Linked DNA regions of Homo sapiens: regions 1, 2, 4, 5, 6 and 7 are each linked to region 3. Evidence: chromatin contacts called from ENCODE Hi-C or POLR2A ChIA-PET data. All regions are on one chromosome and are shown on one strand. The core of a region is the stretch at or near the end of the contact, and the rest is flanking DNA. Distances in the headings are between cores, read along the strand shown. Region 1 holds the start of CPT1A (carnitine palmitoyltransferase 1A). Region 2 holds the start of LAMTOR1 (late endosomal/lysosomal adaptor, MAPK and MTOR activator 1). Region 3 holds the start of FADD (Fas associated via death domain). Region 4 holds the start of DHCR7-DT (DHCR7 divergent transcript). Region 5 holds the start of TESMIN (testis expressed metallothionein like protein). Region 6 holds the start of PPP6R3 (protein phosphatase 6 regulatory subunit 3). Region 7 holds the start of MRPL21 (mitochondrial ribosomal protein L21).

The links. A loop is a pair of places that touch in the nucleus more often than their neighbours do. ChIA-PET counts read pairs that join two places held with the same protein, here RNA polymerase II (POLR2A). Pooled maps may share reads with other maps.
Region 1: a loop to region 3 is called in a map of CD8-positive, alpha-beta T cell, with 13 times the contacts of the local background. The contact joins the promoter of CPT1A here to the promoter of FADD in region 3. A Hi-C loop is called at or near these places in 2 of 168 maps with a recorded cell type or tissue (CD8-positive, alpha-beta T cell and naive thymus-derived CD4-positive, alpha-beta T cell), 3 of 37 single-sample maps with no recorded cell type and 13 of 50 pooled maps. POLR2A ChIA-PET finds 5 or more read pairs at or near these places in 1 of 52 experiments (GM12878).
Region 2: a pooled map shows a loop between it and region 3 (9-fold over the local background). The contact joins the promoter of LAMTOR1 here to the promoter of FADD in region 3. A Hi-C loop is called at or near these places in 1 of 168 maps with a recorded cell type or tissue (naive thymus-derived CD4-positive, alpha-beta T cell) and 7 of 50 pooled maps. POLR2A ChIA-PET finds 5 or more read pairs at or near these places in 1 of 52 experiments (WTC11).
Region 4: a map of B cell shows a loop between it and region 3 (16-fold over the local background). The contact joins the promoter of DHCR7-DT here to the promoter of FADD in region 3. A Hi-C loop is called at or near these places in 6 of 168 maps with a recorded cell type or tissue (B cell, CD4-positive, alpha-beta T cell, CD4-positive, alpha-beta memory T cell and 3 more), 4 of 37 single-sample maps with no recorded cell type and 15 of 50 pooled maps. POLR2A ChIA-PET finds 5 or more read pairs at or near these places in 1 of 52 experiments (activated CD4-positive, alpha-beta T cell).
Region 5: a pooled map shows a loop between it and region 3 (16-fold over the local background). The contact joins the promoter of TESMIN here to the promoter of FADD in region 3. A Hi-C loop is called at or near these places in 7 of 50 pooled maps. POLR2A ChIA-PET finds 5 or more read pairs at or near these places in 2 of 52 experiments (WTC11 and activated naive CD4-positive, alpha-beta T cell).
Region 6: a map of CD8-positive, alpha-beta T cell shows a loop between it and region 3 (12-fold over the local background). The contact joins the promoter of PPP6R3 here to the promoter of FADD in region 3. A Hi-C loop is called at or near these places in 1 of 168 maps with a recorded cell type or tissue (CD8-positive, alpha-beta T cell) and 8 of 50 pooled maps. POLR2A ChIA-PET finds 5 or more read pairs at or near these places in 1 of 52 experiments (BJ).
Region 7: a map of dorsolateral prefrontal cortex shows a loop between it and region 3 (4-fold over the local background). The contact joins the promoter of MRPL21 here to the promoter of FADD in region 3. A Hi-C loop is called at or near these places in 3 of 168 maps with a recorded cell type or tissue (CD14-positive monocyte, CD4-positive, alpha-beta T cell and dorsolateral prefrontal cortex) and 10 of 50 pooled maps.

Annotation. Positions count from the first base shown.
Region 1 is chr11:68,839,558-68,843,529 of GRCh38, reverse strand. CPT1A (carnitine palmitoyltransferase 1A) reads left to right here and starts at 1,614. Exons shown (of 19, transcript NM_001876.4): 1 at 1,614-1,755. RefSeq lists enhancers at 695-1,220, 3,429-3,588 and silencers at 1,366-1,725, 1,746-1,795, 2,006-2,085, 2,346-2,445, 2,496-2,775.
Region 2 is chr11:72,101,422-72,105,497 of GRCh38, reverse strand. LAMTOR1 (late endosomal/lysosomal adaptor, MAPK and MTOR activator 1) reads left to right here and starts at 2,201. Exons shown (of 5, transcript NM_017907.3): 1 at 2,201-2,315. The coding sequence starts at 2,274. LRTOMT (leucine rich transmembrane and O-methyltransferase domain containing) reads right to left here. Exons shown (of 9, transcript NM_001145310.4): 6 at 486-534. It also overlaps the pseudogene LOC124902837. RefSeq lists enhancers at 1,115-1,635, 2,416-2,495 and a silencer at 2,046-2,315.
Region 3 is chr11:70,201,366-70,205,170 of GRCh38, reverse strand. FADD (Fas associated via death domain) reads right to left here and starts at 1,875. Exons shown (of 2, transcript NM_003824.4): 1 at 1,426-1,875. The coding sequence starts at 1,711. RefSeq lists silencers at 1,145-1,336, 1,386-1,465.
Region 4 is chr11:71,446,424-71,450,421 of GRCh38, reverse strand. DHCR7-DT (DHCR7 divergent transcript) reads right to left here and starts at 1,894. Exons shown (of 2, transcript NR_186309.1): 1 at 1,537-1,894. DHCR7 (7-dehydrocholesterol reductase) reads left to right here and starts at 2,029. Exons shown (of 9, transcript NM_001360.3): 1 at 2,029-2,132; 2 at 2,688-2,812. RefSeq lists an enhancer at 1,496-1,997 and a silencer at 1,723-2,362.
Region 5 is chr11:68,749,301-68,753,638 of GRCh38, reverse strand. It overlaps TESMIN (testis expressed metallothionein like protein), which reads left to right and starts at 2,119. Exons shown (of 10, transcript NM_004923.3): 1 at 2,119-2,219; 2 at 2,940-3,449. The coding sequence starts at 2,979. RefSeq lists silencers at 1,887-2,006, 2,017-2,306 and an enhancer at 2,007-2,992.
Region 6 is chr11:68,458,936-68,463,021 of GRCh38, reverse strand. It overlaps PPP6R3 (protein phosphatase 6 regulatory subunit 3), which reads right to left and starts at 2,270. Exons shown (of 24, transcript NM_001164161.2): 1 at 2,195-2,270. RefSeq lists silencers at 1,810-1,919, 1,970-2,019, 2,030-2,399, 2,710-2,859 and an enhancer at 2,540-2,599.
Region 7 is chr11:68,901,598-68,905,833 of GRCh38, reverse strand. It overlaps MRPL21 (mitochondrial ribosomal protein L21), which reads left to right and starts at 2,002. Exons shown (of 7, transcript NM_181514.2): 1 at 2,002-2,111. The coding sequence starts at 2,024. It overlaps IGHMBP2 (immunoglobulin mu DNA binding protein 2), which reads right to left and starts at 1,943. Exons shown (of 15, transcript NM_002180.3): 1 at 1,796-1,943. The coding sequence starts at 1,881. RefSeq lists enhancers at 1,461-1,520, 1,851-1,970, 1,402-2,129.

The sequences.
Region 1 (3,972 bases), core at 365-2,864, 1.4 Mb after region 3:
TTGGTAAACTTTTCGGCATGGTAGCTTGGCCTGTGTCACCAAAATGTCGCACGTGCCTGGTTGCTTCCCCTCCAGGGATCTATCCTACAGGATAATCAGGAGCTCCAGGAGGTACATCGACGGCCAACGCAGCTTTTATTTATACCTGCAATGGTGGGGTGGGGGGCGGGGAGGAGGCCCTAATTGTCCAATGGGGGCCGCGTAAATGGATCACAGCATAGTCAAAGGAAATCTTATGCAGCCTTGGGAAGGCCGGTGGTCATCTCCGTCCCCCAGCAGAGACCTGTCTACGACGTAAGCCAAGTGAAAACAAAACAGCCTTACAGACAGCTTGCATCCTAGCCTTCCTTTAAAACAGCGAGCCCGGGAACCGCAGGGAGAGTTAACTGCAGCGGTGGTGGGGGGCGGGATCAAAGGAGAACTTTCATTTTCTCTTCTAAATTCTTCTGCGGTAACAACTAAATGATACAGAAAGAAGGATGGTTGCAAACATGGATTTTTTCATAACTAGAAGAAGTGGTCGAACTTAAAAAGAGCAGGGTTCATAAAAGAGGTTTAAAAGAGTCTTTGTTCATAACATCGGTGCATTTATGGAGCACCTGCTGTATGCAGAGCCGCCAGCTCGCGCCTGGAAGCATTGCGGGCAAAGATAGGGGAGGGGTGGCTCCCGGTCAGGAAGACCCCCTTGGCCCTCCTGTTACGCTTGGGGCCCCTCTCCCTCCCCCTCAACCCCCTGGGTCCCCTGCAGCTGCGCTCGCCCTAGACTCCTGGGACCGGTGGATGTTCAGTTCCCGCTCCCGGCCCCTCTCCCGAGCTCCAGCACAAGGGTCTCTCGGTCGCTCTGCCCTGGCCTCCAGCTACTCCTCTCCCAGCACCTATTATGTTCTTGACGCTGGAAGAATTATTTTAGTAAATCTCACCAAAGCCCCCCAAGTGAGGCATTTTTATCCTAGCTAGATGAGGAGGAGCCACGCTGCCTCTGGATCGCGATGACTGCCACTCGTGGTATAAGGTCTGATTTGGGGCATGGGCTGTGGAATCAGATCTGGACCCAATGTCCGATCTATCACTTCCCCGCGCTTTTTTTTTTAGAGACGGGGTCTCGCTACGTTGCCCAGGCTGGCCTCGAACTCCTGGCTTCAAGCGACTTCCCGCCTCCCGAGTAGCTGGGATTACAGGCGCGCCCCACCACTCCCTGTGGATCGGTTGCTTCTCAGCTCGGTGATGTGGGGTAACTTATTTCCTGGCCCGCGACCCTTGTCTGCATGAAAGAGTCAGGGGTGAATACCATCAGGGGGTGCCTGGAGCATTACACGGGGCAATGCCGATAGATAAGTCGCGAGGATCAGCCAGGCACGGAGCTAAGCGATTTTATGCGCACGGCCTCCACGAGATGGCTCGTTTTACGGATGAGGAAACTGAGGCTCGGAGGGTGAGGAATCTCGTCCTAGACCCCATTCCGGCAGAGGTCGAGGACGCGAGCACCCGCTCGAGCCTCAGTTTCCCTCCCCTCCTAGCCCCGCGGACGCCCCGCCCCGCCGAGGCCCCGGGCCCGCCCTCCGCGCGCCGGGAGTCACCCGCCTGCAGGCGCCGCAGCCGGACCCGCCTCAGCCAATCCGCTGCTGCCGGCGTCGGGTGCGCTCGGCCTCGCCCGCGGCCCTCCTTCCCCGGCTCCCGCTCGCCGCTCGTTCACTCCACCGCCGCCGCCGCCGCCGCCGCTGCCGCTGCCGCTGCCGCACCTCCGTAGCTGACTCGGTGAGGCCCGGTCGCCCGCGGTGGGGAGGGTGGCGGGGCGGCCCTGCGGGCTGCGGGGGCCGGGGACGGGCGGGGCGCGGGGCTGCCGGGAACCGGACCGGGTGGGGGACGCCGCCGGAACCGGGGCGCCGAGAGGAACCCCGGTATTCCCCCCGGACGGCGGGGTTGTGGAGATCCTGAACCCAGAAAGAGGCCGGGGCTCCCCATGTTCCCCAGGGGATTGGGTCTGAGGGTCCACCGGGGGTCGGTCCATCCGCAGGCGGGTCCCGTGCGGCCGCGGGAGGGATGCTCGGCCCTCCGGACTTGGCTGGACGCCTCCGGCCCGGGGCCAGCGGGGCCACCGGCTCCCTTGTCTCCCACTCCTTAATCCGCCCTGGACTGGATTGAGTCTGAGGGTCTGCCCAGGGGTCGGTCAGCCTGCGGGTGGCCGCGGGAGGGATGCTGGACGCTCTGGATGCTTTCCAGGATGCCTTCGCCCGGGGCCAGTAGGGCCTCCGGCTCCTGTCCCTGCCCATCCCACCCTGGCTCTGGAGAGGATTGGGTCTGGGGGTCCGCCCGTGGGTTGGTCACCTACGGGCAGGTGCAGTGCGGCTGAGGGAGGGGTGCTCGGCCCTCGGGATTCGGCAGGGCGCCGCTGACCCCATCCCAGCGTCCGTCTCCCCGGTCCCCCTCCCCATGCCCGCCCTCGCGGTGCAGCCGTCGGGACACGCCCTTGGCGCAGGGACTCCAGGCGCGGTCCGAGCGCTGCCGTGAGCAGGATGAGGGTGCCGGGCCCAGTGCCTGCTTGGGAGCGCCCCGCAGCCTCTCCCGTGCAGCGCTGGGTCAAGGGCGGGTGGGCGCGGAGCATGTGCCCAAGGTCGTGCCGGGCTGGGAGCGGCGGGGCCGCGGGAGGGTGGGGGTGTCACGTGGCCGTGCCCTGGCGAACTTGGCCTGCGAGCCCGACGGTGCGGTCAGGGCCACGCGGGGCAGCCCCTTCTCGGAGCCACCGCCGCGGCCAGCCAACAGCCGGCTTCTTTCGGTTTGTCAGGAGAGGCCATGGGTCAGCGTCTTTATAATGTAAATCCGCCCTTGGCTTTCGTTAAAGCCGCAGAACTCAAAGATGAGGGCCGATCTTACTTTAAAAAAAGAAAACAACTCAGAGAGTTAAAAATCCCAACTACCTACCAGGTTAAATACATAACAAAGTTAATATTCCCAACTCGGCACAGGCTTTCGGTTCCTCTCGGCTCCGTGTGTTATAAAATATTTAAGGGCAGATTTTAGTAGGAAGCTGGTAACTTTGTAAGTTACCGAATAAAATGAAAATCGGTTTTACCTTTTGCAACGTTGTATTTTGTTACACCATTTTCTTCCACAGGTGTCCGGTTTCTGGTCATTCCAGATATGCAAGCATGTTTATTTCATTCTAAGCCACAAACCAAGTGAATAAAAAATGGCTGAGCACTGGTCTTCTATTTATGCCAGGAAGCACCCCCACCCCCGGGCCTTTCCAAATTCTTTAAGGCGACTCTGACCGAGTGAACGTAGCAATAAATTGAGGACATAAGTGTCGCTGAGAATGCACACCGCTGAGGCCAGCGAACATCCAGCTGTCAGTTGGTCTGGGGACTATCAGCATTCGCAGCTGGTTCTTTGGATTGGTTTTGCCTCAATACCAAGAGCCTGTGGACTGCTTTTCGCATGTAAATTACTGGTTTCCTTCCTGTGAAGCATTGCTAGCCTAGACCTTGCACTTGAACCCTATCTTAACAGTTGGAATCAAACAATAAAAAGGGCCAGGTTTGGGAGTGCACACACTTTGTTTCAAAGTGGCAGAAGTTGGCATCATGCACAGGCCAAAATAACGTTTCGAGTTGGTACTAAAAACAAGCCGCCTACCCTGGAGGGGAAGAGAATTAAACTGGGTCCCTTCCGATACTGCTGCGGCTGCTGCGTTTGGCCCCGGCCCCGGACCAGTGGTCACCGAGCGGTCAAGTTGGGCCTCCGGGGAGCCCTGGAACGAGGGCCTGCCCTTACCCAACCCTGGCCCCGAGTGCTCATTCATAAAAACACCGTCAGTTTTCACTGAGGCTTCACAGTGAGCCCCTTTTAGACGCGCCCTGGGCTCTTGAGCGCGGTGCCTGCGTTTCTGGCTCGTTGGATGCAGCATCTGTCATCAGAAGCACTGAGCACCGAGCTGTCCCCACAGCTGGGCACCGCAGGGCTCGACCTTCCCAC
Region 2 (4,076 bases), core at 952-3,451, 1.9 Mb before region 3:
CCTTCACTATCACTGTGCCCTGCCTCAGTAAAATGCAATCAAAATACCCCATAGGGTGTTAGAGTGAGATGTCCTCTTTCCCACCCCAGGACTCTCCCTCTGCCTGCTCTTCCCTGAGGATGGGAGGAGTCTTTGATTCTTTAATAATTCTCCAGCCCCATCTCCTCTCCGCTGTATTCCCCTCTTCTCCTGTGCTGTCTCAGAATTCCCTTCACAAATGTGTACATACACATAACACACAGCACACATTTTCCCTCTACTCAGCTCTTCTCTCCAGGGACCTATGGGGAATGGGCCTCTCCTCCCATGTCCTGGACCATTCTCCTCCTCATCCAGATCTGACCTCCTTGCCGGCCTTCTTGCAAGGCCCCTGGTGATGGCGGGGAGTAAAAATGAAAGAGTGTATGGATGGGTGTGAATAGGTGAGTGATGCGGTGGGCTTGAACTGGTGAGCTTGGGAACCCACAATCCAGGGCCCTGCTTACCTGGGCTGGAGGACCAGAGCACAGGACAGGTCGGGGAGTCCAGGGCCTGCTGCGGGGGATAACCCTGAGGTAGGAGGCTGGAATGGCTTTCAATTATTCATGCTGAGGCTGCTGCTGTCACCTGAGACCTGCAGTTCAAGTTACCAGCCCCAGGGACGAGCTTGAGCTGCCTCCTACCCTTCAGGAACCTCAAAAGATTTACAGAACCTCAGGGTCTTGATTTGAGGGGTTATAAGAGGTATGAGATCTGGTGACTTCTCCAATACTTTGGATCAGAAGATGGGGCATGGGGTGAGCCAAGGTGATGGGGTGACTGTAACATGCTCATTGATATGCAAGTTTTCTGTAAGCAAGGCCATGCCTTGGGCTACAGGGAAGAGTCAGAACCTGTCACTGTGCTCCAGGAACTCCCAAGTTTGGTAGGTGAGACTGACCCAGGAACAGAGAATACAATATAGTGTGATCACTATTGGATGTTCCATGACTACAGGGACTTTGGCTGTTTTGTGAACTGCTGCATATCCAGATATAACAATGTGTGGCACATAGTAGACGCTCAGCAAATATTTGTTGATTCAATAAATGCATGAATTAACACTGGATGAGGATTAAGCATAGGGAGCTGGGCATGTCCAGAGAATGGAGTCAGAGAAGGTAATCAGGAGGACATTGTACTGAGTCTCGAAGACAGTAAAGACAGTAGGCAGACCAGGCTGCATGTACAAAGTCCAGTAGATCAATCAGGAAACTACATTATTTCTCTATGTCCAGTGAAACACATTGCTGACCCCTCCACCCCTCACCCCAGAACATGCAGTGGGAGAGGTGTCAGGCTCTTGTTATGTCAGACGGGTAATGTGCCAAAACAAGATTTGAGGGTGGCACATTTGATACATGCTGGTGAACACCCAATCACACGCTCATGAACAACAAATGGATCACTATACAATCTTGGACGGACTTGGACCTGTGTTCAGGGCCCAAGGGAAGACATGGAGCGGGGGTTAGGAAAAGAGAACTGATGGTCAGCTTTGTGCGTTCGATTACAATGGGTGCTGTTAAAAAAGGCAGAATTAAAGATAAAAGCCTGAAAGCAGAGAGGTCAGTGAGGTGGCTTCTATCTCCTCTACCAGGATTTATCTCCGCTGCGCGTCAGCATGTGAAGGTAGTATAAGGTCCCTTCTTCCTGTAAGTCGCAGATCCCCAGCCCAGGTGGAGAATACACCCTCTGTGTATTCACCCCCAGCCCAGCTGGGCGATACACCCTCTGTGTTCCCCGACTAGGTACTGGTCATCTGGATCATCTGTGTGTGTGCACCCAGACCGTACGATCTGGAGCATCAGGCCTGGATCCCAGTCGCCCCTCGCATGGCATTTAGAAGAGTATATCACAAGGGCATACGAGGGCATTTGGTACGAGTTCGCTCAATGGCCCAGAAAAGTGGCCTAGTGGCCACGAGAACGCATAACACAATTCACGATGGCCACTACTGCCAGTTTAGAGACTGGAAAGATGAAGTCATGTGATCCGCCCCGCCCTTTCCCCGCATCACGTGCTTGCGTGTACGGTTACGCCTTCCCATTGGTTGACAACGATCACGCGCTAGCGGGCGGGACCGGAAGCCGGGGTATTGACTGAGGCGGCCAAGCGGCTCCGGGACAGGGGGTACGGGGGGTGGGGGCGGGTGGTTGCCTGCGGGAGGCCGCCGCGGGTCATGTGACCGGAAGGGCTCCTCACGGACGCCGTCCCTCCTCGGCGCGGCCTGAGCGCCCGGCCCGACCCCGGCCATGGGGTGCTGCTACAGCAGCGAGAACGAGGACTCGGACCAGGTGCGGCCGCGGCAGGCGGGGCTCGGGAATGAGGGCTAAGACACTGGGGCATGGGGCCCAGAAAGAAACCTGCGGAGGACGGGCAGCCGGACTGCAGGGCTCACTGAATACGGAGGCCTGGAGGGGACAGATTACAGAGGAGACGCCAAGCCGGGCTCCTACCCCTGTTAAAGCCCCAGATTTCTACACAGTCCCCGCCTCGGGGTGTGCAGGCAGCCGCCTGTCCGGCTCGCTCCCACCACTTCCGTTTGCTCCTACCTTCAAAACTTTTCAGATTCAAGGATCCTCAGTCTAGGTCCCCGGGAAACACTCCCTTCCCCAGCTTCCTGTGTCTTCTGTGTATTAGTGGGCTTTGCGAATCCATTTTAGGGGTGGGTAAGCTGAGGCCCTGAGTTAGTCTGTCCTGAGATGAATCAGGAATTCGTGTATCGTCTTAGTCCCTGGGGTTGCAGAAGGAAGGTCGCTGCTAGTCTAGGGCCAGGGGACGACTCTGGAAGTTGGTGGCCTTTGAATTGGCCAATGAAGGATTTAATCGATACAGTGAGGACATCGGGACATGTGGGAAATTGTCTGGGAAGCAACAAAGAGGATTTAGCTTTGGCTAGATTGTGGGAAAAGAGAAATGGAGCGGGAAGTTCATTTGGTTCTGAGTTTGGCTTGCCTCAGTGCAGTCTGCCTGGGGCCTGAGGGTTCCTTTAGCTGGAGACATGCCTATTCTGAGAATTTGGCTGTAGATCTGATACCTTTGGAGAAAGGGTTAGGCTGGGGAGACCTGTACAGTTTTAAATTCTCCCTCTTCCTCTTAGTGCATTCTCACTTCTCCCCACACTCTAATCCCTGCCCTGCCTGGCCTGACATTCAAGGATGAAGTCTCAAGTTGCTGTCTACTCTCCTTTTTTGATCGTCTCTAAGCCCGGATTCTACATTTGAACATATAGTAGACCTGAGAGAGTAGAAAGGTTTCAGGTAGCTCACGGTCTAATGGGGAAGATGGTCACAAAAATAGATTATATCACTGGTACTTGGGAAGTAGTTCGTTCTTCAGTGAACGTATTTTGGATTAAGGGCTTAAGCCTAGGAAAATGTCGTTTGTATGGGAAGCAAGGGTGGCTTCTGGTTCTCAATTCTCCATACACCCAATGAACACATATTTCCTTTGCCCTGTGTTAGGCATGTGTTGTGCCTAATACCTCTCACTTCACTTCCACCTTTTTGAGAAAGAGACAACAATAACCCTGCCTACTGGGAGAGCTGTAGCCTAGTGGGAAATTGTCCCTTAAAGCATAATATGGACTCTTGCAGGGAATGAGTCAAGAAGGATTAATGCCGTATGAGAAAGGATACAAGCTTCTACTTGGAAGGGAGAGCTGGGCCTGCTGCTCTCCTGAATCTCTACCTTCTCCTTGGGGGGCTCTCATTTCTGTTCCTAACACCCAGAGAAGGTGCTTAATCACTGCTGGGTGATTTGAGGCCTCATGTAGCAAGGGCCATAACCATCCACCATCCCACAGTCCCTCTTTGAGTTCTTGGGCAGGCCCCTCTCCGACTCTCATCTCTGTCTCTTTATCATAATAAAAAATATACAACACGTTACAGTTTACAAAGGGCCTTCACAGTTATCTAATTTGACTCTTGCCAGACATCCGTCATATTAGTGTGGGTTATGTCTATTGAAAGGTGAGGAAGAAGTTCAGAGAAGCTAAGTGATTTGGCCAAGCTGAGAAGTGCTAGTGCCCAGGTGTTCTGACGCTAGGCCATGTA
Region 3 (3,805 bases), core at 626-3,125:
ACACCGTTGGCAGGTGTACCAGCTCCCGCAGCTCTGACAGCCCTGTGGGCTGGGCACTGTGTTACCATGACTGTACAGATGAGGAAATTGAGGCACAGGGAAGCTAATGGACATTCCTGAGATCGTGTAGCTAGACGATGGCAGAGCCATGTTCTGAAACCCTAAGAGTGTGGTGCCAGAGTCGACCCTTAACCGCTATGCTGAACTTCTGGGGAGGAAGGCAGAGTCGCCCGCTACCAACCTGTCCATACCCACCGCTCACCTTCTGGTGTACTTTTCCCAGCACACAGTAACTACATGACGATATAAATAAAACCAAGCACACATACATCTCAAATGTCAGCTATGTTTCGTAGACCGCCTTTAAAATGCAATTTATCAGTGTTTTTCCAGACATTAAATATCCATAAAACCCGATTTTTCTACGTCCTGTTTTGTTTGTTCAGTACTGATTTTTTTTAAAATCTGGACTTGACTGCTCTCAGGCAGAGAGCTGTTCTGTCCATCCTGTCCCCAACAGGCACCAGTCTTTACAGAGTGAAACCCATGGTGACACATTTAGGCCCTATCTGATTGGTGACTGAATGGCTGATTCCAAGCTACAGCTTGAAGCCTCTGAGAGGCGTCCCCAGAGCACTCCCAAGCCTCTCCCGACTCTGAGAACAAGGGGGGTAGGGCTGAGAAACTCTGCTGTACTCAGGGTTTCTTTTTTATCCTGGAAGCTGCTGCAATCCACAGGCGAGGGTGGAGAGGGAGTGACCGAGAGCAGGACAGGAAGCCACTCCACAATGAACTTGACCAGAGAGGCAGTGTAGTGGCTAACACTACCCATCCGGAGGCCGGACTGCTTGGCTCAAGCCTAGCTCCGTCAGTTATCGGCTGCGCATTTCGACAAAGCCACTTAACCTGTGAGCCACAGTCCTGTCCTCTGTAAAATGGGAACAGTGATAGCTAACAGTATCTAAGCCACAGGGCTACTGCGAAAATTGTATTTGGCAGTTACAAGGGTAAGCGGCACACTGTAAGCCCCTGGGTAGGAGTTACTGAATGCTAGTATTACTCTCAGACAGCCGTGAAAAGCATATTCCGAGACAGAAAGGAAATGATGCGAGGCAGGCTCACCCAACCTCTGCCCCTCCCCCACACCTTCTCTGACTCATCTTTTCTTCAGTGAGTTTTCTAATTTACCCGGGCAGAAGTGGGTGGAGGAAAAAGGACTGTGCGTGTCCACGCCCTGCAACCTCGAATAAGTTAACTTTTCTGCGTTTCTGGCTCTCCCATCTGCAAAACCAGGGCTGTACGGAGAAAACCCACGCAAATCAAACCCGGCAAAGGGGAGGCGCCTGGAGGCCAACCGGAGGAGCCTCGCAGCACCTACAGCCGGGCGACCAGGCCCTGGCTCCCCCGGCCCGGCCCCGCGCCCACCTTCTTCCCCAGGCGCGGCCCCGGCCGCCGCCCCCGCCTCGAAGTCGTCGACGCGCCGCAGCAGGTCGTGGCGCCGCAGGGAGGCGAGCAGCTCGCGCAGGAGCTCGGTGTGCCCGGGCTCCAGGTCGTTCTGCTCCAGCAGCATGGAGAAGAGGTCTAGGCCGCTCTGCACGCGCTCCAGCTTGCGCTTGCCCACGCGCCCGAGGCATAGGAACTTGAGCTCGGTCAGCTCGCTGCTCGACAGGCTGGACGACACCGAGTGCAGCAGCACCAGGAACGGGTCCATGGCGGGGTCTGCAAGCGGCCGGGGCTGCGGCCCGGCCCTCCGTGCGCCCTCTGTCCTCGGCTCGCTGGCCCTGGCCAGGTCTCGCCGCTTGCCCAGCGGCCCAAGGATTCCACCCCCGAACCTGCACTCCGGTGCCTGATTCACTACAGGAAATCGACAAGAGCGCGTTTTCGACCGTTATCTCGCGAAAACTAAGGGACCCGCGCATGCGTCCCTAGCGAAGCCGCAGCCGTTTCCGCCCTGGCTGGCGGCGCCGCGGACGGGCGCGGCTTCTGCGCCTGCGCCCGGCGTATCGTCTCTTTTCCGGGTGGGAGGTGGGGCCTTGGGTGTCCTGAGAGCCTGCAGGTGGCCCAGCTCTCTGCGGTGAGGGCGGTCGCGCCTCTGCCGAGTCCACCTGTTTGCAAAGCGCGGTGCGGCCCTACTGTGTGCAGGGCCGGGGCGGGGAGGGCGCAGCCCGAACGTCACGTGCCCTCACATCTGTTGGTGACCAAGGTTACTTATGCATTAACGTTTAGGGACAAACGTGGAAAATGCATTCTTTGGTGCCCCTGGAGACATCTTGTGTGTGCAGAAAACACTACTCAGAAGTTTATGTGCGTTTAAACATGTGATTTAAATAATACATGATTTCCAAAGTAGCAGTCGTTTATTCAATCAACAGTATTGAGCGCCTACTGTGCCAGGTAGTAGGGTCTGGGGACAAATTAGTGAGCGAAGCGCGAGGGTCCCCGCGTGCCCGGAGTTTACATCATAATTACAAAAGCGACACGCTCCAGAAGAGAAGGTCGTGGCGGCCGTGGTGGCTCAGCCTGCAATGCCCGCACTTTGGGAGGCTGAGGCAGGATTGATTGAGACAAGGGGTTCGAGACCAGCCTGGGTAACATAGTGAGACCCCGTCTCTATTAAAAAATAAAAATAAGGAAAAATAAGGAAATCGTATAGTATGCCAGAAATTCAGAAGAGCCAGGGGAAAGGGAGTCTCTTCACGGGGTGGGCGTGTGGAGGGTGGGGGGCCCGGTGGTCTGATGGGGCCTCTGTAAAGGCGCAGGTGAAGGCTGGGAGGGGCCGGGTACCTAGGTGTGGGGGGAAGAGCTGGGCACACGGAGAACAGAAGAGCAGAGCACAGGGGACGGCTGGGGTTCCAGGAGCAGCAATGCCGTGGGTCTGGAGGTGAGGAGGGGGTGCAGATTAGGAGAGCCCTCACCAGCCAACAAGGACCCAGCTTTACCACAGGGTGGGGCAGGGGCTGATGCCAGCTGAGTTTGTTTTCTTGAGATATAATTCACATACCATTCAATTCACCCTTTTAAAGTTATACTTCAGTGGTTTTTAGTGTAGTCACAAGGTTGTGCAACCCTTACTGCTGTCTAACTTTAGGACATTTTCATCACCCCAAGAAGAAACCCATTAGCATGTACTCCTCCCCTCCCCCACCAACCACGAATCTACTTTTTTTTTCTTTCTTTCTTTTTTTTTTTTTTTTTGCTGTTTTGAGACAGAGTCTCGCTCTATGGCCAGGCTGGAGTGCAGTGGTGCGATCTGGGCTCACTGCAACCTTTACCTCCCGGGTTCAAACAATTCTCCTGCTTCAGTCTCCTGAGTAGCTGGGATTACAGGTGCCTGCCACCATGCCTAGCTAATTTTTGTATTTTAGTAGAGACAGGGTTTCACCATGTTGGCCAGGCTGGTCTTGAACTCCTGACCTCAAGTGAGCCTCAGCCTCCCAAAGTGCTGGGATTACAGGCGTGAGCCACTGTGCCCTGCCGAATCTACTTTTTAAAATCTATGGATTTGCCAATTCTGGACATTCCATGTGTACAGAACCATACAGTATGTGGCATTTTGTGTCTGGCTGTTTTCAGCATCATTTTCAAGGTTCATCCATGATGTAGAACATATGAGTACTTCATTCCTTTTTTTTCTTTGAGACAGAGTGTCACTCTTTTGTCCAGGCTGGAGTGCAGTGGCACAATCTCGGCTCATTGCAGCCTCTGCCTCCCGGGCTCAAGCGACTCTCGTTTCTTGTGCCTTAGCCTCCTGACTAGCTGGGATTGTAGGTGTGTGCCACTATGCCAGGCTAATTTTTGTATTTTT
Region 4 (3,998 bases), core at 645-3,144, 1.2 Mb before region 3:
GTAATTTTGTCTTTTAGATTATAGGCTGTTTTTCTTTATCATTCATGTTTTATAAATGACTAGGAGAGACCACAGACCAGGCCTGCTCCCCTTTTAATTACTGATCTTTATTATAGATTGTCTCTTATTATCCCGTACTTAGACCAGACTCCTACATCTTCAGTGTAAAATGTTAAATATACCTTCCACCTAAAAAAGACCACCTCAGCTGGTCAGATTATAACTTTATGCATAAAAAGATGTTAAAATTCTGTTAAACTTCCCTAAAATTTGTCTACATAAATGATCCCAAACATCTACAGTTCAAAATACTGATTTCCATTCTTTAAAATCTGTGCTTCCCAGGCAGCCTGTCCTCAAACTTTATACACTTAAATAAACTCTCTTTAAGCTAAATTCTGACCTGTTTGGTTATTTCAGGTTGACAGCCTTCTAACAAGATAAAACATGCTCTATGTAGTATATTATCCTGCCAAAAAAAGTGCATAGCCTGAATGCACAGTGTGGCTCCCTGATTAGATCCTGGGGTTTAAAAAAGGGCTGTAGGGCAGAGCTTCACACCTGTAGTCCCAGCACTGTAGGAGGCCACAGTGGGTGGATCGCTTGAGCCCAGGAGTTCGAGACCAGCTTGGGGAACATAGTGAGACCCCCCCCCCCACCCATCTCTACCAAAAAAAAAATAGCGTGTGGTGGTGTGCTCTTGTAGTCCCAGCTACTCAGGAGGGTGAGGGAAGAGAATCGCTTGAGCCCAGCAGTTCAAGGCTGCAGTGAGCTGTGATCGTGCCACTACACTCCAGCCTGTGTGACAGAGACCCCCGTCTTAACAAAGCAAAACAAAACAACAATAACAAAAGGGCTGTAAAGGGCATTATTGGGACAACCGCGGGAAACTGGAGATGGAAAATAGATAACAGCATTGAACTGATGTGGTCATTGTATTTTGGTAATATAGGAGGTTCTTGTTCTTAAGGAGTTGGATACCGAAGTATTTGGGAGGGGGGTATCACGGTATCTGCAGCTAATGGTGGGGGCTGAGTGGGGAGGAAAAAAGAAAAATACACATATATAAACACAGAGGGAGAGAAATGAAACGTGGCCAGCTGCTCACCCCTGCTGAACCTAGGAATCTGCGTGCTCACTTTACGTTCAACTTGTTTGTATGCTGAACATTTTTCAAAACAAAAAGGTGCAGGGAAAAAAGAAAACATGATGTCTCTCTGAGGGCCACAGAGACGTGGCAACCAGATCGCTCTGACAGTAAGGCCTGTTACCCGAGCTGTTGGGTGTGGGGTCAGCAGACACCTTCAGCTGCCCCCTCCTCCAGGGCTGCCTCGCCCCAGGTCATGCCCTCGCAACGTGGCCCGTGCGTCCGGCTCGCACTGTGGCTCAGCTTCTCCCTTTGCCCAGTCCTGCTGCTCCCTCCCCTCCCGTCCTCGCACAGGTGTGCCCCCCTAATAAGCAGGCCACCCAGACTCCATCTCGGGTCACTTTGGCGGTCTCCCAGCGGCGAGCCTTCCCTGACACCCATGTGTTTACCTGATCGTTTATGGAGGATCCTCTTCGCCCCGGGACGTGAGCCCTAGGACCAAGAACTGTGTCTGTTTTGCTCCTTGCGGTGCACCGGCGCCTGGACATACGCTCCATCAATGTGCGTCGCGAGCCGCTGAAGCCCCATTTGCCGAGGGGGAAACTGAGGCACGATGATCCAGGTGATGAGCCTGGCGCGTTCTCCGCGCGGCCCACGTGGCCACTCCGCCACGCCCCACCCCCAGCTGGTCAGCTGGGATCCCGAAGAAGCGCCAGAGGCTGCGCCCACCCACTAGGGCCCGGGCGGGCCGGTGGGGCGGCAGGGCGGGGCCTGGGCCGTCAATCTCGAGTCCGGCCGCTGCCGAATGGCGGGCGCGGTGGGCCCGGAGTCAGCTCAGGCTCCTCGACCAATCACGGGGCGCGGAGCCGCCGGGCGTGCAGGGTCCGCCTCCGATTGGCAGGCAATCGCTGACATCATCCGGGGGCGGGCGCCCCTGCCCTGCGGGTGACTCCGACCCCTGGCTAGAGGGTAGGCGGCGTGGAGCAGCGCGCGCAAGCGAGGCCAGGGGAAGGTGGGCGCAGGTGAGGGGCCGAGGTGTGCGCAGGTGAGTGGCCAAGGTGTGCGCAGGTGAGGCCAGGGGAAGGTGTGCGCAGTGGGGGGCGCTTGCCCAGGTGAGCAGGTGCCCACTCACAGGGCGAGGGTGGGGTCAGGGGTAGGGGGCGTGCGCGCAGGTGGGGAGAGGGTCCAGCTCACAGGCGAGGGGCCGCTGGGGCTCCGGGGAGGCGGGGCGGAGGCGTGGATAGTCCCCCTCCCCCACGAGCCGGCGTCTGAGGGATGCTCTGTCCCCGCGCTGTCTGGAGCTTCCCCGGGCGAAGGCTGCCTGGCTCCGGGGTCGGCTCCTGGCCCCATGCCGCGCTCCGCGGCGGCTCTTTCTCCTGCCCCACCTGTTGTTCGCCTCCCTCTTTGTCAGTGCTGAGCCAGGCACAGCAGCTTTGCGATGGGACTGGCTTGTCCGCCGTCCTCCCTGACATGCGGCTGTTGAAGCCCTGAGCACTGGACCTTCTGCCTCTTGCTTGACTCCTACTGTGGGCCTTGAGCTTCTGCCCTCTCCTGAAATGTCAGCTGCCTGCGGTCTTATTCATTTTTGTGTTCCTTGCAGGACTTTAGCCGGTTGAGAAGGATCAAGCAGGCATTTGGAGCACAGGTGTCTAGAAACTTTTAAGGGGCCGGTTCAAGAAGGAAAAGTTCCCTTCTGCTGTGAAACTATTTGGCAAGAGGCTGGAGGTAAGTGTATCTCAGTGCCCTGGATCGTGGGCGCAGGCTATGGCTTCACAGCGTTGAAAGTACAGACAGACTGGTCCACCAGCTCTCGAGTGCCAACGACTGTCTGTGCCTCTTATGAGTAAAATACAACATACCAGGGCACCTCCCCTTTGTCTGTTCCCAGCCGTCTATTGGGAAGGATGTTACTTAGATGTTTATTGCACAACTCAATGCTTGTGGCTAAAGAGCTGACTCCTGGGTGAATGAACTCTGTAATAAGCTAAAAGTACTTCTTTGGTCTTGTTTTAATCCCTTTTGACAACATTCTCCCAGTGGCTTTTTCACACTTTAGTTCTGAGGTTACACATCCCCTGACCCTTTTGCAATTTCCCAGTGTTTTACATAATTGATAATGTTGGTACCAGGCATTGTCCCCTTGTAGCTTATCCATGGCTTGGGGCAAGACGAATGCCACCCCATTCTACTTAGCCTTCCTGTAAGGCAAGTGTGCATGTGGGTGGTCTGGATTAACACCAGTCAGTGTGGGAACTAGGGATCGGAGGGAGTGGGGGCACTGAGCTGGTAAGTTTTGGCTGGGAAGAAACTAAGCTTGTATCTTACCTTGATGAGAGCCTGGGGGAGAGGAACTGTCTAAAGCAAGCCAGCTTGTCCAGGTGGCTGTGATCTTGAGATCAGACTCACTAGCGTGTCAGCTTTTCTCAGAAGTAGTTTTCTTTCATCCACTTTGATTTTACAGATATAAGGAGAGTGACTGGCACTCGCCAGGCTCTGTATTCAGTATTTGGGGCCGGAGAGAGACACGGTCTCTTCCTATCAAGAACTCTTCGTCTTGTTTTGTGCATCATAGGAACTGCATAAACTAACTTGTGTAAATTGAATGAAGTGCGGGTACTGAAGTTCTCACACTGCATAAGGAAAATGTCTTTCATCGTTGAAATTTTTTAAATGTGTGTGAATTTTTATTAAAGTAATTCATGCACACATTTTTTTAAAAATCAGTGTTAAAAGGCTTCAGAAGAAATACTCTCTACCACATCCCACATCCGACAGTCTTGCTTGCCAGCAGCAAACACTTTTCATTCTTTCAGCTACTTTTGTGTTGTTGTTTGTACCTACTTGTTTCTAAGTAATTTCCTTTTAGTACCCCTAACTTTGCAAATTCCCTTCTGTGCATACAATAGTCAAT
Region 5 (4,338 bases), core at 870-3,369, 1.5 Mb after region 3:
GATCATTGGGAGGGGGTGGTAGCTGGCAGGGAGGTTGACCCACTTAGAGTGGGTTGAGCTGAGACCTGAGAGACTCGACGGAGCCAGCCCGGCCAGTGCAGCAGGGCAGCAAGCATCTAGGAGCAGCAGGTGCAGAGCCTCCAGGCTTGATTGCAACCCGTGGGTGACCCCCACAGGTGGCTGTGTATGCCTGGCATGATGCTACTCAGTAGACGTCTGATTCTGATTAGTAAACGAATGAACGGTGCAACCTTGTGGGTTACTCTCTCGCTTGGGCCACTCAAGCTATGCATAATTCTTGGGCTCTTCGATTTATTATTTTTATTATTTTTTCTGCTTCTGTGAGTGTTTTTTGTTGTTGTTGTTTTTGTTTGTTTGATTTTTGAGATGGAGTTTCAATCTTTTTGCCCAGGCTAAAGTACAATGGTGCAATCTCAGCTCACTGCAACCTCCGCCTCCCAGGTTCAAGCAATTCTCCTGCCTCAGCCTCACAAATAGCTGGGATTGCAGGTGTGCACCACCATGCCTAGCTAATTTTGTATTTTTAGTAGAGACAGGGTTTCACCATGTTAGTCAGGCTGGTCTTGAACTCCTGACTTTAAGTGATCTGACCACCTTGGCCTCCCAGAGTGCTGGGATTACAGGCATGAGCCACCACGCCCAGCCCCAGGCAAAATTTTCTTGATTTTTGAATGTTAAATGTACAACTAAATAGTACACGGTGTTGCTGTGCCTTGGGTACTACCCTTTAAAAATTTAGAAAAGTATTTAATTTTTAAAAGTGAGATTAGAAAGCTGATGTTTTACATTCTTTATTTTTACCAAAACAGTACCTGAGTAGACAGTACCTGAGGCTGTCTCCCCAGCACCCACTCCCACCAGTCCCTCTACACCCTTTGCAGTTTTCGCCATCACTTGAATTAAACTTTCACCTCCTCTTGATTAAACAGTGATATCTATTGACTCCTTAAAGATGAAATAGCTCATTCCCCACCCAAAATTTGAGACTTTCATTGTATTTGTGAGTTTTTTTTTTTTTTTCTGAGAGGGAGCCTTTCTCTGTTGGTCAGGCTGGAGTACAGTGACACAATCTCAGCTCACTGCAACCCCCATCTCCCAGGTTCAAGCCTCAGCCTTCTATGTAGCTGGGACTACAGGCGTGCGCCACTACGCCCAGCTAGTTTTTGTATTTTTTAGTAGAGACGGAGTTTCACTATATGTTGGCCAGGCTGGTCTCGAACTCCTGACCTCAGGTGATCCACCCGCCTCGGCCTCCCAAAGTGCTGGGATTACAGACGTGAGCCACCACGCCCAGCCGTATTTGTTACTTCTATTTCGGGACCAACTCCATCAGTTGCACCTGTAAGCTGCGTCACCAAGGACCGGGAGTGGGTGCAAGGCTGGGAACGTGCGGTGCAAGCCCCTGCCCTCTGTCCACCCGCAGCGTCCCAGGCCGGGATCTGTCTTGAGAGCTCGAGTGTAGAAAAATGTTTTATTTTATTTTATTTATTTTTTTGAGACGGAGTCTAGCTCTGTGGCACAGGCTGGAGTGCAGTGGCGGGATCTCGGCTCACTGCAACCTCCACCTCCCGGGCTCAAGCGATTCTCCTGCCTCAGCCTTCCAAGTAGCTGGGATTACAGGCGCGTGCCACCACGGCCAGCTAATTTTTGTATTTTTAGTAGAGACGGGGTTTCACCATGTTGCCCAGGCTGGTTTTGAACTCCTGACCTCAAGTAATCCGCCTGCCTCGGCCTCCCAAAGTGCTGGGACTACAGGCGTGAGCAACCACGCCTGGCCAGAAAAATATAACTGAAGCCCAAGGTCAGAAGCCAAGCTAGGCAGTCCCACTTAGCGCTGCCCGAGTTGATGGGGACCTCAGTTTCCCCACCTGAGCCTGGATCGGCTGAACCTGGGAGTGCCTCCCCTGACCCGCTCTGGCAACAGCGGCAGTCCAGGCCCCGCCCCTCGCGACTCTGTCTCCTCCCGCCCCAGACCACGCCCACCACACCTCCCTGGCCCCGCCTTTACCTCCCCGCCCCGACCTCGACTCCGCCCCACGCCCAGGCCCCGCCCACTGCCCGGGCGCCTCTTCCCCTCCCCCCAGGTTCCTGTCCCTCACCCTTCCCCCTTCTCCAACCGCCAACGGCCGCCTGCGCCTGAGGCCCGGCCCACGCCCCATCCCGCTCGCTCCACGCTGCGGCAGCCCCGGCGGCCCCAGGTGCGTCCCTCCGAGGAGGAATGACGGGGCGGTCCCCGGGCTGGGCCTCGGCTCTGCAGGCGGGGATGGGGGCTGCCGGGCCGGGTCGGGCCCCTGCGGGTGGGCGGAGGGCGGCGGGCCGTGGGCGAGGCCGCCCCTCACCTGGTCGCACCTCACCTGGCCCCCCCTCCCCTGGCTGCTCCTCACCTGACCCCCTCCTCGGCCGCCCCTCACCTGGCCCCCTCCCCTGGGCGCCCCTCACCTGACCCCCACCCCGGCCGGCCCCTCTCCTGGCCGCCCCTTACCTGGTCGCCCCTCCCCTGACTCCCTCCCCTGGTCGCTCCTCACCTGGCCGCCCCTCACCTGGCCCCCTCCCCTGGCCGCCCCTCCCCTGGTCGCCCCTCCCGTGACCCCCTCCCCGGCCGCCCCTCCCCTGGTCGCCGCTCACCTGACCGCCTCCCCTGGTCGCTCCTCACCTGGCCGCCCCTCACCTGGCCGCCCCTCACCTAATCGCCCCTCATCTGGTCGCCCCTCCCCTGACCCCCTCACCTGGTCGCCCTTCCCCGGGCCCCTCACCTGGCCCTCCCTCACCAGGCCGCCCCCTCCCCTAGCCGCCCCTCACCTGGTCCCCTCCCCTGGCCGCCCCTCCCTTGGCTGCCCCTCCCTTGGCTGTCCCCTTTCCTGGCCGCCCCTCCCCTCGTCCTCTCCTCTGGCTGCCTCTCACCTGGCCGCGTGTTGCAGGTGCGCGGCCCCCGCCATCCCGCCCCGCCGCCCTGCGCCATGGAGGAGGGCCCTCTGCCGGGCGGGCTGCCCAGCCCCGAGGATGCGATGGTGACGGAGCTCTTAAGCCCCGAGGGTCCGTTCGCTTCGGAGAACATCGGCCTGAAGGCCCCCGTGAAGTACGAGGAGGACGAGTTCCACGTCTTCAAAGAAGCGTACCTGGGCCCGGCGGACCCCAAGGAACCCGTCCTGCACGCGTTCAACCCCGCGCTGGGCGCCGACTGCAAGGGCCAGGTCAAGGCGAAGCTCGCGGGGGGCGACAGCGACGGCGGGGAGCTCCTCGGGGAGTACCCCGGGATCCCAGAGCTCAGCGCGCTGGAGGACGTCGCGCTCCTGCAGGCCCCGCAGCCGCCCGCCTGCAACGTGCACTTCCTGTCCTCGCTGCTACCCGCGCACCGCAGCCCGGCGGTGTTGCCCCTGGGCGCCTGGGTCCTGGAAGGAGCCTCCCACCCGGGCGTCCGCATGATCCCAGTAAGAACCGCCTGGGGAATGGGCACAGCTCCCCCTCCATCCCTTCCCCAACCCATCTGAGGCTGCTAGTGTACCCCAGGATTTCCCTCTACAAGCATTTTCCCTGGTGACACCACACACAGCCCACCGGAGTCACTGATTCTCGGTAGAGCGTATACTCTTTGTCGTCTTCCTAATCCAACATGCATCGGCCCAGCCAAGCCCTTTCCCCTGGAGGGAATTCTGCCCTGCACCAGTCGTCCAAAGCTGACCTAACCATGCAGACGGCGGACAACAAAAAAAGGGGGAAAGCTAGGACGTAGGTTCCCTTGGGCCCTGTTGCTATCCTTGGCTTAAGGAGAGAGGCCCGCTGTCTGCTGGTAACTATTGTCTGTGAAAACAAACGCAATGTGGTGGAGGGTTGGCGTGTTTGCATCTTGCATTTTTTTTTTCCTTTAACTTTACCAGGCTTGGAATCCACAGCAAGGACTCAGAGTTAATACTTGGATTTTCCGGGCCTTGAAGTCAAGATGTGAGATCTTCCCTTTGCTAATGAGTAATAGCTCTTCAAGCATATGCAATGTAAATCAGAGCCTAAAGAAATGCTTGCCAGCTCTCAGCCGACTGCCCTCTCTAGCTGTAGATGACCGCTGATAATTTTCCGCTTTGTTCTTGCCAAAACTAATGAGTTTTCAAAGGAAACAAAGGGTCCCAGGAAAATGTGTTCTCGACCCCTCAAAAAGGACCCAGCTCAGAAAACGAGACCACTCATCCATGAGGTCATTTTAGTAAGTTGTAGATGAAGCGTTTGTGGGACACAATGCTTGAGTCAGTATTGAGATGGCTGGAGCCTGACCCTGTATCATAAGCCAGAGCAGCAGGAGCTTGGATTTCTGCTCTTCCGGTTTTC
Region 6 (4,086 bases), core at 1,021-3,520, 1.7 Mb after region 3:
ATGGTCTGATTCTCAAATTCTCAATTAGTTCATTGAAACTAACAACTTTTTGCTTGTTGACTTTGCTTTGCTATACTTTACACAAAGGCTAGAGTTCTAAACCGAAAACAATCTTCTTCCTGTCCTTAAGTTCCACCAGCAAGATACTCATCTCTACTTAAGACTGAGTCCATCAAAACACACATCTCCAATACAGCAAACCAAGTCCCAAGTAAACACAACAATACCAGGGGAAGGTGCACGCAAGGTTTCGAGCACCATGGAGGAGAGTATCGGGCAAGCGGTAAAGGATTGTGAGTTTATTTCTGACTGAGTGCAGGCATTTTGTTCAATGTTCTAGACTCCCTGACCAGACATGCTGAAGTGGAGAATACCTTCCAAAGTATCCCTCCAGGACAAAAGCTATTTCCCAAACTATCTTTGCTGAAGAATACTGCAATCCACGGCACCCTTACAGTTTTCAGTAACAAGGAGGACTTACACTAAGAAACCCTAGTTACTGATTCGGGTGGCAGTCACCCAGAAACTAGTATCCAAAAGCACATGAGGAACAAAGCCCGACTTAAGCTTGTGATGGGCTTTTCTGTATTTAACCATCTCTTTAAACATTATGAGGCGCTACTACTCATTAATTACTCCGGTAAATGTTCCTAATTTAAGGAATGGTCAAAAACCCTGTCCTGAAAAAATTAAAATAACTTATAGTTTTACTTTTTCAGCCCAACTGAGTCTTACACAGAGCTTTCTAAAGGCAGTCACCAAGAGTCGGGACTCAAATGCTCATCTGACTTCCCAATAGTACCTAAACATTTAAAAATCAAATTTAAATTAAACAATAATAGCCATTAACTAGCCTAACCACTAATCAGCCACTGAGGTGACTGTATGTGCCAGGCACAGCTCTAGCTGTTTTACATGTATTAGGGCAATTATCCTGACAAACTTATGGCTGGGACACTTATTATTATTCCCATACTACAGAGAAAAAAAAAGAGAAGCTGGGTAACTTGCCCAAGGTCACAGAGCTAAAAAGTGGTCACTGACTCCACTCCACAGTGAGGAAAACCCAACCACCACCATAACTGGGTCTCATACACTTGCTACTTGAGGCACAGTTCGGTGGTTGGAAACCTGGAGTCCCTGTCCCCCTTGAAGCCTATCTGCAACATGACCTTGAGGACAAAATCAAAGTAAACGTCCCACGAATAAAGGACACCACCCCGTCAACAAGTGCTGCGAGGATGAAAGGGAACGCCTGTCAAGCACCCCCTCCCATAAAAGCAAAACAGACCCAAAGCCCCACAGAGAAAACGTGAAGTACCAGGAAAATGACATTAAGTCACGCGGTTGAAACGTCAGGGCACGGAGGTACATCCAAAGACCCATCCCGTTCACCTATAATTAAAAAGTCTAAATTGTGATCACAGCCAGCAGGACCTCAACAGGAAACACCTCCAAGTAAACAGTGAATGGGCTTCTTTAAGAGGGAGGGACTTCAAGCCACAAGAAGGACCACCCACCCCCCCCACCCCCGGCTCAAATACACCAGGGAGGCATTCGAGACAGTTTACATACAAGCCACCTCACAGGAGTTAAAAAGCCACTGGGAAGGGTACTGGGAGCCTCGGAACTGGCTGGTGTGGATCCCGATGACTCTGCGGCGAATTAACAGAAACCCACAAAACTTGTTTCCCGAAGAGCAGAGTCCAACAATGGTCTTCGCGACTCTTGACGGCGAGTTGCTGCCTCAACTTGACGCGCTCCCCGAGGCCCCCGGGAGGCCCAGCGGGAGCGGAGACCGGGCGCGGGCCGGGCGGGGGGCGAGACTGCGGGCCGCGGCCGGCGGGCGGGAAGGCTGGAGCCAGAGCCGGGTCAGGGGCGCGCCTCGCCCGCCCGCCGCGCCAGGCCGCGAACGTCAACGAGGCACAAAGTCGCCGCCCCGACCGCGTCCCGCTCCCGGCGCCCGTCCTGGCGGGGCCCCCGGCTAACAGGAGCGGACGGGGAGCGGCCGGGAAGGACTCGGCGCCGCGCCTCCCGGGCCCGCGGAGCGACGAATTCCGGGGGGGGAGGGGAGAGGGGCCGGGACGTTCCCTCCCTGAGCCGCTGAGGCCAGGTGGAGGGGCCCCGCGCCTGCCCGCGCGCCTCGCACACCCCGCGCCGCGGCCTGCTCCGGCGCCTCCCCTACCCCCATTACCTGGAGGTGCCCACGACCCGCCGCTAGTTGCGCTCAGGCGGGAAACGCGCTCACCGACACCATCAGCGAAGCGCCCAAAATGGCGGACGTATCAAGCAGGCCTTGAGTTCCCCCCCGCCCGCCCTCTGGCCGCCTCTCAGCCAATCGCGGCCCTGCCCCCGCCCCCAGCTCCAGGCTCATTGGCCCCTCTCTCCCGCCCCCTACTACCTATTGGATCGCCTAGCGGCTCCTTTGACTACATTCCGATTGGCCCGCAAGCCTCGTCAGTCAAGCGCGAGGGGCGCATTCTTTTCCCATGGACTTGACGGATCCGGAACCTCTAGGACCCCGGAGCCTGAGAAACAAATCAGAAACGGGGAGAAACCTGGCTGGGACCCCCTACGCCGTAGCAACAGCAGGTCCTCCGCTTGACGGACGCTTCGGACCACCAATCCGAGTGGCCAATGCTTTTTAAAACTAAATTGAGCCAAGCCCATCATGGCCGTGGAGCCGGAGCCGTGAGGGATCCAATAGGGTGGCGAGCTGGCCGGGCGGGGCGGGGGCGGCGGGGGACACCGGTGGTGACGTGAGCCACAATATGCGCCGGCTGCAAAGGTTAGGCCGGGCTAGGGAATCAGCTTAAGTGGAGGAGCGTTCGTTTAGTATGTGAGAGGTAACGGGATCGATGCCTGCATTCTCCACAGGGGAATTTTTATCAGAATGATTTCCCATTGCGATCTCTTTACCTGAAAGAGGTGGCTGTCCTCGTAGCGGGGTCAAGGTGAGGGATCGCGGAATATCCCTACCTGTGACGCACCGCCAAGAGATAAGTGCCCTTGTCCTGGGAGAAGGACTTAGACGAGAACTTTTGGGGTTTGGTTTTGTTTGAGACGGAGTTTCCCTGTTGTCCCCCAGGCTGGAGTGCAGTGGTGCGACCTCAGCTCATTGCAACCTCCGCCTCCCAGGTTCAAGCAGTTCTGTCTCAGCCTCCCGTGTAGCTGGGATTACAAGTGCACGCCACCATGCCCGGCTAATTTTTGTATTTTTAGAAGAGACGGGTGTTTCACCATGTTGGCCAGGCTGGTCTCGAACTCCTGACCTCAGGTGATCCGCCCACCTCAGCCTCCCAAAGTGCAGGGGTTATAGGGGTGAGCCACCGCGCCTGGCCTGGGGTCTTTTTTGAGACAAGGTCTTGCTCTGTTGTCCAGGCTGGAGTGCAGTGGGGTGATCATGACTCACTGCAGCCTCCACCTCCTGGGCTCAAGCAGTCCCCCCACCTCAGCCTCCCGAGTAGCTGGGACCATAGGCACGCACCACTGGGCCCCGCTAATTTAATTTTTTTGTAGAGACAGGGTTTCCCTGTGCACACGAGCTTCTAAATGCTCCCCCGGGCTTCCCGTTCCCCGCCATATCTGTGCCTCCCAGGTAGGACCGAGGTCCCGGACATCAGGACCCCCGCCCCAAGAGCCAGCCCAGGACACCGAGACAGCCCACGGTTAGACCCCATGCTAATAACCTGCCTTATTCCAAAATGGATTTGAGGCGCCTCTCAGAGTCCCATGAAAATCCACAGGAGGTCACGGCGCGGTCACGCCTGTAATCCCAGCACTTTGGGAGGCGGAGGCGGGTGGATCACGAGGTCAGGAGATCGAGACCATCCTGGCTAACACGGTGAAACCCCGTCTCTACTAAAAATACAAAAAGAAAAAAAAAATAGCCGGGCGCAGTGGCGGGCGCCTGTAGTCCCAGCTACTCAGGAGGCTGAGGCAGGAGAATGGCGTGAACCCGGAAGGCGGAGCTTGCAGTGAGCCGAGATTGCACCACTGAACTCTAGACTCGACGACAGAGCGAAACTCTGTCTCAAAAAATAAATAAATAAATAAAAACAAAAAAGACTGGTCTCATAAGATTAT
Region 7 (4,236 bases), core at 753-3,252, 1.3 Mb after region 3:
TCCCCTCTCTCCTCCCATCTGTCACTAAGTCCTATCAGGCCCCTCCCATTTCTACCTGGACTTCTCTGCCTCTCATCCTGGCTGCCACAGCCCCGGTTCAAATCCACATCACTGCTCACCTGGACTAAACAGAGCCTCTCAACTACCTTACCTCTGGCCTCTCCACGTCCAATCAAAAGCAGGAGACCCAAGAAATCCTCCTAAAATGCAAAGCTATTCGCCTCCCTCACCTGCTTAACCCCGCTGATGGCCCATCCTTCATACACAGAACAGAAGACTAGCTCCTTAGCCAGGCCCTTCCCAGGCTCGCCCTGCCAGTCTGCTCAGCATCCTCAGAAAGAGCCACTGCCATGGGGGCTGACTCTGTCCTTGGCACCACGCTGAGCACCTGACTGACAGGGGATCGTTTCATTCTCAGAGCAAGCCTGTGAGGTGGGAATCATCCCAGTTTTACAGATGAAGTAAGTAAGGCTCAGAGACAGAACCTGCAAAGTCACACAGCCATAAATGAAACAGCTGGGATTCTAAGAAACTCAACATAACTGCAAAAGCTCTCCATTGCCATGATCAAAAGCATCTCAGACAAATCCTACCCACATATGGCTGACTGCAAACTCTGGAAGCAGACTGCCTGACAGCAAATCGGGCTACACTGTGTCACCCCGGGGCAAGTTACTTAACCCCTCTCTGTCTCCATCTCCTTAGACGGAAAATGACAGTAACAGAAACCTACACTGCGGCCGGGCACGGTGGCTCACGCCTGTAATCCCAACACTTTGGGAGGCCAAGGCGGGCAGACCACGAGGTCAGGAGATCGAGACCATCCTGGCCAACATGGTGAAACCCTGTCTCTACTAAAAATACAAAAAATTAGCAGGACGTGGTGGCGCGCCTGTAGTCCCAGCCACTCAGGAGGCTGAGGCAGGAGAATCGCTTGAACCCGGGAGATGGAAGCTGCAGTAAGCCGAGATCGTGCCACTGCACTCCAGCCTGGGCGACAGAGAGAGACTCTGTCTAAAAAAAAAAAAAAGAAAAAGAAAAAAAAGAAACTTACACTGTAGGGTTGGCATGGGATGAGGTGTAAAAGAATTAACGCATGGAAAGTACGTAAGTGTTAGCTCTGATTGTTTTGGACAAGTAAATAGTCCCATTCGGAAACAAGCCCGGCTCTCACATGGCTCCCCACACCTCTCAGGACGGCTCCCCACCCTACTCCGCACCCACCAGCTTAACTCCAATTTTCCTTCAGGCACCACTCCCTCCTTGAAGCCACCATGACCCTCCCCAGGGAAGGGCCTTCCTCCTCCAGGCTCTTTCCCCGCGACACGCACGCAGCCGGCCCTGGACGCACTGGAGGGGAAGGGACTCTCTGCTTATGCCCAGCCCGCCGCTGGCCGGATCGGGGGCAGCCAGTGCACCTGACTCATGCTGCCGGGGCCTGACTGAGAATGGGCGCAAACCATGTTTACTGAATGAATAAGGGAAAGGGCTGCTAACTCGCTGCGGGTGGAACTGGGGTCGGGGCCAGGGCCCAGGAGTGTAAGCTTAGTGGGGGGTCTCGGGTCGGGAAATCAAAGTGCTTCTTAAGGGTCCCCAAACGGAACGCGCTGCCCAGGAAGTGATGAGACTGACAACTCGGGAGGTGGCCAAGCAGGGGACGGACGATCCCTGCCCCTGACTCGAAGGGTCGGAGACGAAATTCCCGCCCCAGACTATGAGGCCGAGCCCCTCGGAGACTCTGCCCGGGACACGGCGGGACCGACCGCGAGGGAGCGGCGCCGGCGGCCTCCCGTACCTGCGCTCCTCCACCTCCGCGTCTCTCTCAAGCTCCAGCAGGTCCAGTTGCTTGGTCACGAAGCTCTCCACAGCTGCCGAGGCCATCGCCGCCGCCGGCCTGGGCCCCTAGAAGCCGACGTCCCGCTTCTGCGCCGGGCCGGTGTTACAGCGGACCGGTGTTCCCCGCCGGGCCCGTGCGTTACGCACGCGGTTCGCGTCGTTTCCGTTTCCGGCCGAGGCTGCGGCCATGGCAGCATCTTCCCTGACGGTCACCTTAGGGCGGCTGGCGTCCGCGTGCAGCCACAGCATCCTGAGACCTTCGGGGCCCGGAGCAGGTGAGACCTGGGATATGGGAGGAAGGGAGGACGCAGAGCGAGCGCTGCTCCCTGCGGTCTCGCCACGTATGTGCCTGGGTCCGACCTGGTGCCTTGTGTGTTGATCGCATTTGTGGTGAATATAGCACGGGTTTTGGAGTCGGGGGAACCCAGGTTCAGATTTTGATTCCTTCAGTTAGTAGCCTGAATACTGACAATAGCCCTTGAACTTTGGTATAGGCCCTATGTTATGGGGGAGAAGAGTGAGGCTCAGAGGAGCTAGGTAACGTGCCCAGGGTCACACAGCGGGGAAGTGGAAGAAGAGTACTTCAGGCGCAGTCATTTCGGCTCCAAAGCCTGTGCTTGAACCACTGCCCCCAGGCTGCGAGCTGGTCTGAAAAATGGTGATGGATATCCTCGCCTAATCTGAACTCATTCTGCAAAAGAAACAGCCGTATTTAAGGCGCTGGGCTGATACGAGGCTCCAAAAAGGTTATGTCCGTTAAAAACTCTATAAATCTCTGCTTGAAAATGGTTGGAGTGTGTATTTGTGTGCATGAGTGTTTATGTATGTTTTAAACCTGGGTTTCATGTCTCACCATGACCCCCAAAAATGGAAAACTGGATCTAACTCTATATTGGACGATATTAAAAGAATAGTACCATAATTCCCAAAACTTGGAAGCAACCCAGATGTCCTTCAGGAGATGAATGGTTACATAAACTGTAGGACATCCATACAGTAGAATATTATGCAGCAATAAAAAGAAATGAGTCATGAAGAGACATGGAGGAAACTTACATACATGTTACTAAGTAAAAGAAGCCAACCTGAAAAGGGGACATCTTGTATGTTTCCCACTATGACATTCTGGAAAAGGCAAATCTAAGGAGACAGTAAAAAGTTACATGGGGGGTAAGAGGATTGGGGGAGAAAAGGATAAATAGGTGGAGCTCAGAGGATTTTTAGGGCAGTGAAACTATTCTGTATGATATAATGGTAGATACATGTCATTATAAGTTTGTCCAAATCCATAGAATGTACACTACCAAGGGTGAACCCCTAATGTAGACTATGGACTTTGGATAACAATGATGTGTCAATGTAGGTTCATCAATTGTAAAGATTGTACCACTCTGGTGAGGGATGTTGATAGGAAGCTGTGGGCACATGGACAGGGGACATATGGGAACTCTCTGTACCTTCCACTCAATTTTGGTGTGAAACTAAAACTGTGCTAAAAAATAAAGTCTATTAAGAAATTAATAATAATCACAGAGTTGGGCCAGAGGCAATGTAGATGCCAAAATTGGCCATGAGTTGGTAACTGTTGAACCTGGAAAGGGATAATTGAGAGAGTTCACTATTCTGTTCTCTTTACTTTTGTATGCTTGACATTTTCCATAATAAAACTTAGGTTTAAGTAGGCAGGAAAGTTTTTACAAAAGCAGTGGGACTTACTCCATTCTACCTACCTACATGAAACCACCCCTCCAATGCTATGTTCAAGTACAGACTCACGCATTAGGAGAGAAAGACACACAGTGAAGCGAGTAGAGACAAGGTGACCAAAACAGTGAGCAGCTGGGGCCTTGAAGAGTGAGCAAAGGAGACGTGATGGAAGTACACAGTCACAGTCTCTAGGACTACCTAAAGGAAATCCTGTGGGAGAGGAAGGAGACTGTTTGTTCCCTGGGGACCCAAAAACAAAGCTAGAAGCAAATTAGGTACAGAAGCCTGCTAAGTTTTTAATAGTGGGATGGATTTGCCAATGGGTTGACTGAGTAGTGTGCGAGAGAAGAGTCAAAACTGATGGAGGTTTGGGGCCTGAGCAACTGGGAGGATGAAGTTGCCCTCATGTGAGAGGGAGGAGTGTGGGAGAAGCAGGCATGGGAAGAAATGAGGAGCCTCTGGAGGTGTGAGGTGCTCGTCAGACACGAGTGGCTAAGGCAGATAGATAGGTGGGTATGCAAAACCAGGAGAGAAGCCCTGGCTGGAGGTGTAAACTTGGGAGTCACCAGCACATTGGGGGTGTTTAAATCCATCGGACTGGATGCAGTCACCAGAGGAATGGCCATGGGCGGAGAGGAGGTCAAGGCCAAGGGTTGAGCCCCGGATGCCCAAATGGGAGAGGAGAGGAGAAAG